Linked DNA regions of Homo sapiens: region 1 is linked to region 2. A link is a contact called in ENCODE Hi-C or POLR2A ChIA-PET data. All regions are on one chromosome and are shown on one strand. The core of a region is the stretch at or near the end of the contact, and the rest is flanking DNA. Distances in the headings are between cores, read along the strand shown. Region 1 holds the start of MAP4 (microtubule associated protein 4). Region 2 holds the start of CDC25A (cell division cycle 25A).

Evidence for each region. A loop is a pair of places that touch in the nucleus more often than their neighbours do. ChIA-PET counts read pairs that join two places held with the same protein, here RNA polymerase II (POLR2A).
Region 1: a loop to region 2 is called in a map with no recorded cell type, with 5 times the contacts of the local background. The contact joins the promoter of MAP4 here to the promoter of CDC25A in region 2. A Hi-C loop is called at or near these places in 1 of 37 single-sample maps with no recorded cell type. POLR2A ChIA-PET finds 5 or more read pairs at or near these places in 1 of 52 experiments (activated naive CD4-positive, alpha-beta T cell).

Annotation. Positions count from the first base shown.
Region 1 is chr3:48,013,261-48,017,949 of GRCh38, reverse strand. MAP4 (microtubule associated protein 4) reads left to right here and starts at 1,534. Exons shown (of 21, transcript NM_001385682.1): 1 at 1,534-1,616.
Region 2 is chr3:48,186,641-48,191,859 of GRCh38, reverse strand. It overlaps CDC25A (cell division cycle 25A), which reads left to right and starts at 3,443. Exons shown (of 15, transcript NM_001789.3): 1 at 3,443-4,082; 2 at 5,081-5,157. The coding sequence starts at 3,913. RefSeq lists a silencer at 3,777-3,986 and an enhancer at 3,730-4,358.

The sequences.
Region 1 (4,689 bases), core at 285-2,784, 170 kb after region 2:
AGTTTCATCCCGAAACCATCTCCTCCCTCTCACCCCTCCTGCTATCTGTGGAAAAATTGTTTTCCACGAAACCTGTCCCTGGTGCCAAAAGGTTTGGGGACCACTGAACTACAGTATAGATCAGACTCTACTGTTACAAGTACAGATGATGTATTAGTTCTGAATACTACTGGGAGAAAGATTCTAAAAAGCAGTCACAGAAAAGGTGGTAAGACAATTTATGTGGACCTTGATTTCAAGACTTTCACAAATGAGGAGGGAGAGAAGATAACTTCAAGTTTGGAGAGCAAATGAGCATAGGGTGTACAGTGATAATGTAAGATGGTAGATGGTCCCATGTGACTAAATTGTAGGGAGACCCTACATGGAAAGCTGCTGATGATTATGGTGGGTGATAGGACTGAGTCTTGTCAGTCAGCCTTGATATTACACGTAAGAGTTTGGATTTACAAAAAAAAAAAAAAAGAAAAAAGAAAAAGACATCTAGGCATTGGGGTCCCTTTAAAGATCAGGTGGAATGTTTTCCTGATGTTCAGGATTCTTCCTGCCTGCCTCCCTCCTTGCAGAAGAAAAGATAGGTAGGTATAAGTAGTAGGTAGGTAAAGGTATGTATAAGCAGGTATAATTCAAAAGGTATATGAAGTACAGCGAAGTCATTGTGTTAGATAAAAGCAGAAACTACAAAACTGTAAGGTTTTGCTTATTTTGTCACGCTCTGCTTCTGTTTTTGGTGTTCTGTGGCTCTTTTCGCCGATCCTTTGTCTCAGCCTCATTTGTAAGTGACTTGTTTTTTCCATTTCTCATTTTTTTTTCCATCTATTAAAGTGAGGGGATTGGATCCTAGATCAGTTCAACTGGTGTAAGCCTTTAGAGCCAGGCATGGTGGCTCATGCCTGTAATCCCAGCACTTTGGGAGGCCAAGATGGGTGGATCACTTGAGGCCAGGAGTTTGAGACCAGTCTGGCCAACATGATGAAACCTCGTCTCTACTGAAGATACAAAAATTAGCCAGGCATGGTGGTGTGCATGCCTGCAATCGCAGCTACTCAGGAGGCTGAGTTAGGAGAATCACTTGAACCCAGGAGGCGGAGGTTGTAGTGAGCTGAGATCATGCCACTGCATTCTCCAGCCTGGGCAACAGGCCAAGACCCTGTCTCAAAAAAAAAAAAAATGCCTTTAGAATGTGGTTAGAAATAATTTTTGGATTGGTATAGATTAACTCTGAATGTTTTCCTGTGTTAGAGGAAGGAAGTGGGATAAATGTAAAGTTTAAAAAAAATGCTCCTTTTTCAAAATTTTGAGGGGTTAGGTATTAAGAATCTTTTAAAGTTTTACTCATTTAAAAAATTTAGATAAAATGGAAGATTCATTCTTAAGGTTGGTGATATCAGAAATGTAAGTGCTGTGTCATTGTCATTTCTTATTTTGGCCTACATAACCGTAACCAGACTTCAGACATCATGCTGCCTGTATCACATGGCTAACAGTGGGAGGTATCTGGTGTGTTCTTCCTGGAGAAATAGATTGAAATTCATTTGGACAGAAATGTTGAAGGCAGGTGCCTGATCCAAAATGCATTTAGTCAGGACTGAACACAAGCTGCCTGGATAGTTCCTGTAAGTAAGCAAGGTAGCCTTTTAACTTTGTGATGCAAGGTTTTATGTATGTGAGTATGTGTGTGCAAGTGTATACAGTATTTTTATATCCAGAGAACAGGGCTCCCTTAAATGGGGGGTGGGGGGGACTCTGGTAACTACATGAAAGTAAAATATAACTTCTTTAAACCTATATCAGTGTGTTCTTTCATGTAGGAATGTAGCTGTGTGATGGCCTCAGCTATTCTAGTAATCAAGGGCTCTCTGCTGTTGCTAATCCTATGATGAACAGGACAAATGGTGGTTACGAACAGAACCCTGTCAAGCCTGGAAATTCCATCAGTTTGTAATAGCACAGCTGTTGTCCTTGAACTGTGTAGGGAGGAACCTAGGGGTGGACAGTTAATATATTCTTCAGGGGGGTTGTAGTTTATTGCTCAGGATAGTCAAGATCTTCCTCAGTTGTCTGTTGCTATCTGCAAGTCTGGTTTGGAGGAGAAGCAGGAGAAATTCAGATTTGTCTGAGGAATCATATGTGTCTGTGAACTGTGTAAGTTGGTAGTTGATTCCTGTAGACATCCTTGCTAAAGATTTATTTTTAAGTAAAATATCATTTTGCTTGAAAGTATAAATCAAGGTTTTGTGGTTAAATAAATTAAAAACAGCACAGCTGCCAGACAAAGTTCAGCTTGATGTATAACAGGCCTCTGAAAGAAGTTCAGTAAGAAACAAATCTGGGTAATAAAGTTAATTAGTAACTAAAAACCTGCTAGGCATACTAAAAAAAAATCTGATGTTGAATATTAAATTATTATGAAGCAGGCTATACCTGTATCCATCAAGATTATAAATGATCTCCCACACTGGCGACGTGGGGTTCCTTTCAAGCCTGAGGAATGAGCACTATATTTTGGCCACAGCATTCTCACTAATGTCCTAGGATAGCAGCTTAGTGTTGGCTTTAGAATTCTCTGTCATTTAAATGTCATGCAAAAACAAACGTATAAAAGAAAACATTAACCCAGATATCTTTATGGTTCCTTGTCTTGTCCATAACCGCCCCCGCCCCCACCCACCCAAAAAGGACAGGCTATCAGTTATAGAGAAAATATAAGTGAGCATTATAAGCAGTATCCTACCTTTAGTAATAATTATTTAAAGTTTATTAAATGGGTTGTTTGGAACTCAAAATGATTTGCCTCAAAGTAGCCTAGGTCACTGAGAAGAAAGTTTATTTCTTTCTGCTGAAACTGACAGGAGGCGATATTTTGAAAGATAGCAAGCTTGTCTTTGGCATGGTATTAACTCCCTTTCTTTTGCCTCCTAGGGCTCCTGGGCCTGTATACCCTTTCCCTACTTTGATACCATATCTATATCTGCTTTATTCCCTGAAAGTTCCCATGTTGCCATAATATTTTTCTTCCTTTTTCACACCAGAACCAAGAACTCAGACATCTTCAATAGAACCATCTCTGGGATGAACAATGGTCTTTCCAGGGATGTACATTTTCTTACCCACTTTTAAATTAAGAAATAGGATTCTATACTTTTAAAAAGAGAATGCTGGCTACTGCAAATGAATGTCGGTAGAAATTTGGCTAATGTGACACAGTAAAATGAAGGTTTCCTAACACAGTGGTTAGGAAAAGTGAGTATGATGGTGGGAATCAGGCTTCTGTTCTTGCTTTTTTTTTTTGAGTCAGGGTTTCACTCTGTTGCCCACGCCGGAGTGCAGTGGTGCAATAGTGGCTCACTGCAGCCTCAACCTCCTGGGCTCAATCAGTCCTCCCACCTCAGCCTCCTGAGTAGCAGGGACTACAGGCATGTGCCACCATGCCTGGCTAATTTTTACATGTTTTTGTAGAGATGGGGTTTTGCCATTTTGCCCAAGCTCTGTTCTAGCTTTTCATGAGTTTTTTCCCTGCATTTTAGCTCCCATAGTAGCACCTTTCAAGGGGTGAATAGAAGAGGACAGAGACAGCAACAGGCCATTGGTAAACCAGATTGCCAATTTCTCATCAGACAGAATGAGCACAGACCCCGAGTGAGTGGCTCTAGATGCGAATGACCTAAAATTTTCAGGAGGACTTCATGGAGCTTAAAAGGTTCTTCAGAACTTCTGTGTAATTAAGTTAGATATTAACACTGTTTAATCTGTATAGACCTGTAAAATATTTTTAGTACAGTAATTAATTCCAGAGTTTGTGAACTATCCAAAGTAAAGCATACAACAAAGTACTGTGGCCTCATCATATATCCTTATTTCCTGTTTATGAGCACCTAGCTCTTAATAGTGAGATTGTAGTCAAGAGAGTATTTTATCATCATGCCATGTAGTTGCCTCTTGCCTTAGTTTACCTATTTTAAAAAACCCGGCTCACTAATAGTTTCACTTCAGGCATGTCATCAGAATGAAAGATCAGATATACAAAGTGCTGTGCTTGAAAACTGTGTGTTCCCTTAGTGCCTGGTTAGATAATACAGGGCTTATTTTCTGGCAGAGTGGTGTTGAGTCTCCTTTGATGTTAGCCAGAACTGGGTGGAGTTTCTTAAGCTCCAGTCAGATTGGCTCAAGCAGGGCACCATGCAGTGGTGAATTTGTTTTCAGTCCCTCCCTTTGCCAAAAAGCTTTTTTTTTTTTTTTTAATAAACCTCAACCCAATTATAAATGAGAATACTTGATATATGAAATAATATGAAATGATAGTTGTTCATATTCACACTGAGGGTCTTAGGGGGTTTATTTATAGCTAACTGAAATGATGCAGCTGAATTACAAGTAGCTGATAGAATAATCAACCTCAGTAAACATTTAACATAACACTCTCATTTTACAGATTAGAGAACTCAGCCCTGAAAGGTGACTCATTCAAGGCCACAGTGAGTGTCAGATTAAACTGGTGCTTCAGTAAAGCATACAGACTTCTGTACCCAGCTTTCAAATTCTCTTGACTCTTACTCACAAATCTATTTAAAGTTAACTTTATTATCTGTATGGATAGAAGAGGAATAGTATAAATGGTCAATTGGTCAGTGAGAGGTTTTTTTTTTAGAGTAAATGCTTCTCATTCACAAGGGTTCATTTTTTGATCCT
Region 2 (5,219 bases), core at 2,194-4,693:
TGTGTATATTACATGTGTGTATATATGTATATTACATATGTGTGTATATATGTATATATACATATATATGTATATGTATATATACATATATATGTATATGTATATATACATATATATGTATATGTATGTACACATATATATGTATATTATGTATATATACACATGTATGTATATTATGTATATATACACACATATATGTGTGTGTGTGTATATATATATATATTTTTTTTTAGTAGAGATGAGGTTTCACTATGTTGGCCAGGCTGGTCTCGAACTCCTGGCCTCAAGTGATTCGCCTGCCTCAGCCTCCCAAAGTGCTGGGATTACAGGTGTGAGCCAGACCTAAACAGCATGTTCTCTTTTGTGTCTTCCTTCTTATGTTTGACATTGATGTGAGATTCACTCCTACTGTGGGTAGCGCTTCTGTCCTTTTCATCACTGTATAAAATAACTTTGTTCTATTTACCCATTTTATTGTTGATGGGCATTAGGGTTGCTTTCTGTTTGGAGCTAAAATGATTAACATGGCCATGAATATTTGTGTACATGCATTTTGGCACACTTGAACTGTATTGTAGCTTCTGTGCCAACTTTTCCCTTCCCATGGCCTTCTGTGGCCACCTCCTCGCCTTCCTACATGATTTCCATAGTTGCCTGTGACCTCATTCTGGCCACCTTCAGTGACTCTCCTGGGTGCACCTCTGAACTATGGACTCGGCTACTCCCTTGTGGTTTCTATCTCAGCCCCAGCTTTGCGGTCCTGTCTCACTACATCAAGTCCTCAATGCTGGTGCTCCCCAGATCCAGGGTCCTAAAAACCCTTTGTACATCCTCAATGGGCATTACCATCTTCATGCTAATCAACACCAAATCTGCCTCCTGACTACACCCCCCAGCCAGTCCACCAGCACAAAACTGAGCTCATCAAATTCCTCCAAGAAGTATGCCTCCAATTGTTGAAATGTTACATCCACCCAGGTACTTGAATCATTACCTAAGAATCATTCTAGCCTCCTCCCTTCCCTCTAGCCCCCTACAATCTTAACTCTCAATTATCAAAATCTGATGAGATCTACCTCCTTCAGGGCTCACAGAATCATTCCCTTCCTTTGTCTCCAAGGCCCCCACCTTGCTTCAGAATCTCCCAGACTTTTGAGACAGCCACCTCCTTTTTCCTCAGGCCTCCCCACTCTCCTCCACTGATCCACCCTAAAGCAAATCTGATCCGGTTATCACACACCCTCCACTGTCCACAGGATAAGGCCAAACTCTTCAGCAAACTCCAATCCTTTCAAGAACTGTCCCTCACAGCCAGTCCCATGTGCCCATTCTAGAACCGACTGGATCAACTCAGGAGTAGCTCCCGGCAAGTACGGCGTTCCTCCTCACCTCCTGGCTGCCGAGGGCCGTTTCCTTAGAAAGCACTTCCCACCAGCCCCAAGCTCCCCTTCTCCAGCAACCTTGACCTTTAGTTTTAATCTCCTTTAGGACGTGCCCCCCACCGTACTGCCTTCCCCAGTCCCCGCCCCTCCTCTAGGTGCCCACCATCCCTCCACAAACCACAGCTATTGTCATGGTAATAATTCCATTATTAGAAGGAGCTTTATGCTCAGCGGACCAGAGCTCCCTGAGAGCAGGGATTGTGGTATTATTTCAAGCACTGAATTTGTTCTAGTAATCCTTAAATAAACATATGTTGAATGAATGAATGCAGTAACAGGAATGTTGAGCCAAGTTTTGTTTTTGTTTTTTGAGACGGAGTCTCGCTCTGTTGCCCAGGCTGGAGTGCAGTGGCTCGGTCTTGGCTCACTGCAAGCTCCGCCTCCCGAGTTCAGCCATTCTTCTGCCTCAGCCTCCCGAGTAGCTGGGACTACAGGCGCCCGCCACCACGCCCGGTAATTTTTTGTATTTTTAGTAGAGCCGGGGTTTCACCATGTTAGCCAGGATGGTCTCGATCTCCTGACCCCGTGATCCGCCCGCCTCGGTCTCCCAAAGTGCTGGGATTACAGGCGTGAGCCACCGCTCCCGGCCTGTTGAGCCAAGTATTAAACCACATAAAACACAGGAGGAGAGGAAAGTATTCAGAGATACGACAGGGAGAACTATTTGAAACAGTGGGACCACAGACCATGTGAACTGTGCAGAGAGGCCTAAATAGCCTGGGGTTTCTGGAGGGAAGGGAGGTTCCTGGGTGGTGGAGCACTGGTGCACAGAAAAGGAGATGAATCCTGAGAGAGAGGTTCCTCACTGTGAAGGGTCTGGTGTTGGGGCCAAAGGTTTGGGGTTTCCACCTGTCCAGCATGGCTTTTCAAACTGTAGGGTTTTTTTTTTTTGAGTGGGGGGCAGGGGGTGTCTCACTTTGTTGCCCAGGCTGGTCTCAAATTCGTGGGCTCAGGCAATCCTCCCACCTCGCCCTCCCAAAGTGCTGGGATGATAGGCGTGAGCCACTAAGCCCAGCAGTAGGTTGCAATTAAATCATGCACTTATGGCCCTCAAAATCCGTCTAGGAGCTGCCACAGGTTCGGCGCTGTAAAAGTAAATATGCCCACTTAGAAAATGGGGATAATTCCTATGTCACAGAGTTGTAAAGATTAAATGAATTAATACAGATTAACACACTGGGAACAGTGTCAAGTGCATAAGCATTATGTAAACTTTAGCTATTATTTGCTATTATTGTGTTTGCTGTTATTTCTCTCTAGGAGCTCCCAGGGGGCTAAGAAGTGGTGGGAAAGAAAGAAATGATTCTAAGAGCATCCAATAAGGGCTAGAATGGAAGTGAGCAAAAAATGCTGAGGCCCACAGCACAGGTTGTACTGCGGGGTTCAAATCCCATGAGGCCAGCAGCACCCAGGGTCTGTGAGCCCTCCAGAGTTGGGCCCTGGTGGTCGAGTCCAGTCCTGGGGGTCATTGCATTCCCTCCCTCATTATAAAATGGGGCCTGGAGGCCCGGGGCGGAAGAAAGGGGTCCACAATACTGCACGGTTAGAGGCCGAGCCAAGGCTGGATCCGGCCAGACCTCCACAGGTCTTCCTTAGCCTCCACATTGCCTCAGAGTGTGGGGCGCCCGGCTGGGGGCGAGGTAGCGGAGGCCCAAAGGGGGCCGAAGCTAACTGGACGGCAGCTCGCGATGGGAACTACGCTTCCCAGCATGCGACGGGGCAAAGGGGCCTTTCAGCCGCGAGCAGCGCCTCGCAGGTTCTGCTGGGAGTTTTCATTGACCTCTGCTCCCCCTCTCATTTTGATCCCCGCTCTTCTGCTCTGGGCTCCGCCCCCTTCTGAGAGCCGATGACCTGGCAGAGTCCCGCGAGCCGCTTTCTTCTTCCCCTCTCATTGGCCCAGCCTAGCTGCCATTCGGTTGAGAGGAGGAGAAGTTGCTTACTGATTGGTGGATTCCGTTTGGCGCCAACTAGGAAAGGGGGGCGGGGCAGCAGCTGGCCCCACTGAGCCGCTATTACCGCGAAAGGCCGGCCTGGCTGCGACAGCCTGGGTAAGAGGTGTAGGTCGGCTTGGTTTTCTGCTACCCGGAGCTGGGCAAGCGGGTGGGAGAACAGCGAAGACAGCGTGAGCCTGGGCCGTTGCCTCGAGGCTCTCGCCCGGCTTCTCTTGCCGACCCGCCACGTTTGTTTGGATTTAATCTTCAGGTTGCCGGCGCCCGCCCGCCCGCTGGCCTCGCGGTGTGAGAGGGAAGCACCCGTGCCTGTGGCTGGTGGCTGGCGCCTGGAGGGTCCGCACACCCGCCCGGCCGCGCCGCTTGCCCGCGGCAGCCGCGTCCCTGAACCGCGGAGTCGTGTTTGTGTTTGACCCGCGGGCGCCGGTGGCGCGCGGCCGAGGCCGGTGTCGGCGGGGCGGGGCGGTCGCGGCGGAGGCAGAGGAAGAGGGAGCGGGAGCTCTGCGAGGCCGGGCGCCGCCATGGAACTGGGCCCGGAGCCCCCGCACCGCCGCCGCCTGCTCTTCGCCTGCAGCCCCCCTCCCGCGTCGCAGCCCGTCGTGAAGGCGCTATTTGGCGCTTCAGCCGCCGGGGGACTGTCGCCTGTCACCAACCTGACCGTCACTATGGACCAGCTGCAGGGTCTGGGCAGGTAAGGAGAGACCGGCGGGCGGTGCTCCGGGCCCCTGGCCTCGGTGTCGGCCTCGGAGAGATCAGGCCAGGAAACGGACCGGGAGAAGGGCGAGACCCGTCCGTCCGGGTTCGCCGCTCGGGGACAGCCGGGCTAGGGCCTGCCATGTGCACCCCCGCCCGGGCGGAATGTTGGGCGGGAGAGGCCGTCGGGACCTTCCAGGGGAAGAGGTGGAGATCCTTGGGCCTAAGCCCGAGCCAGGCCCACCTTCACCCCTTTCGGATTGCTCCGTACTCTCCTTCTATCTCTATCCCTGGAAGCTCTTTGGAATCTACCCCCGCGGGGAAAATCAGGCTCTTCTAGGCACTCACTTTCACCCTTTGCTAAACCATCCTCAGGATCTTCGTTTGCTGTGATCTTTGTTCCTTCTCAACAAAGGACCATGGCATTTTCTTTCCTGGCGTTTATGTAAAATCATCTCAGTCCCTCGCCCTGTGCACATTCCTGATGTCCACTCTGCTGCTTTCCTAAGGCCAGGTCTTTTTACCCAACTTTCAGAAAGCTTCCTGGGCTTTTCCTGATAGCAAAAAATGCATCCCACGGTGTTTCCCGCGGAAGAGCTACTTTCCCTTCAATCTCTGGCATCCCGTTTGCTAAGCACATGTCTTGTGCGTTTCCCAACTTCTGAAAAGCAGAAAGTGTCCTGTTCAACTTTCATCCCGACTCTGTCTCAGTACTTAGAACACATGCTTTTATTTTAGGAAATACCCCAACATTTGCCATAGCCATCATAACCTGCAATGTGGTCCAAGGCCATGCCCACCCACTCCTTTTTTCTCCTTTGCCCAAGTGCTAATTGGGTGTTCAGAGTGGCAAAGTGGGATCTTTGCCACTTGTGGTGTGGCCTAGAAATGGTTTCTGGCAGCCTGGCTGCTTCTTAATCTCATGGCCTATCTCCTGCATGTGACCTTTTAATTATATCCTATAAATCATTCATGGTTTATTTCTGTTGGTTTCAGTGATTATGAGCAACCACTGGAGGTGAAGAACAACAGTAATCTGCAGAGAATGGGCTCCTCCGAGTCAACAGATTCAGGTATTTAAGTCTGCTGTGTGGGGAGCAATACTCTGAATTTCCTGAAACATGCCTTTTCACCC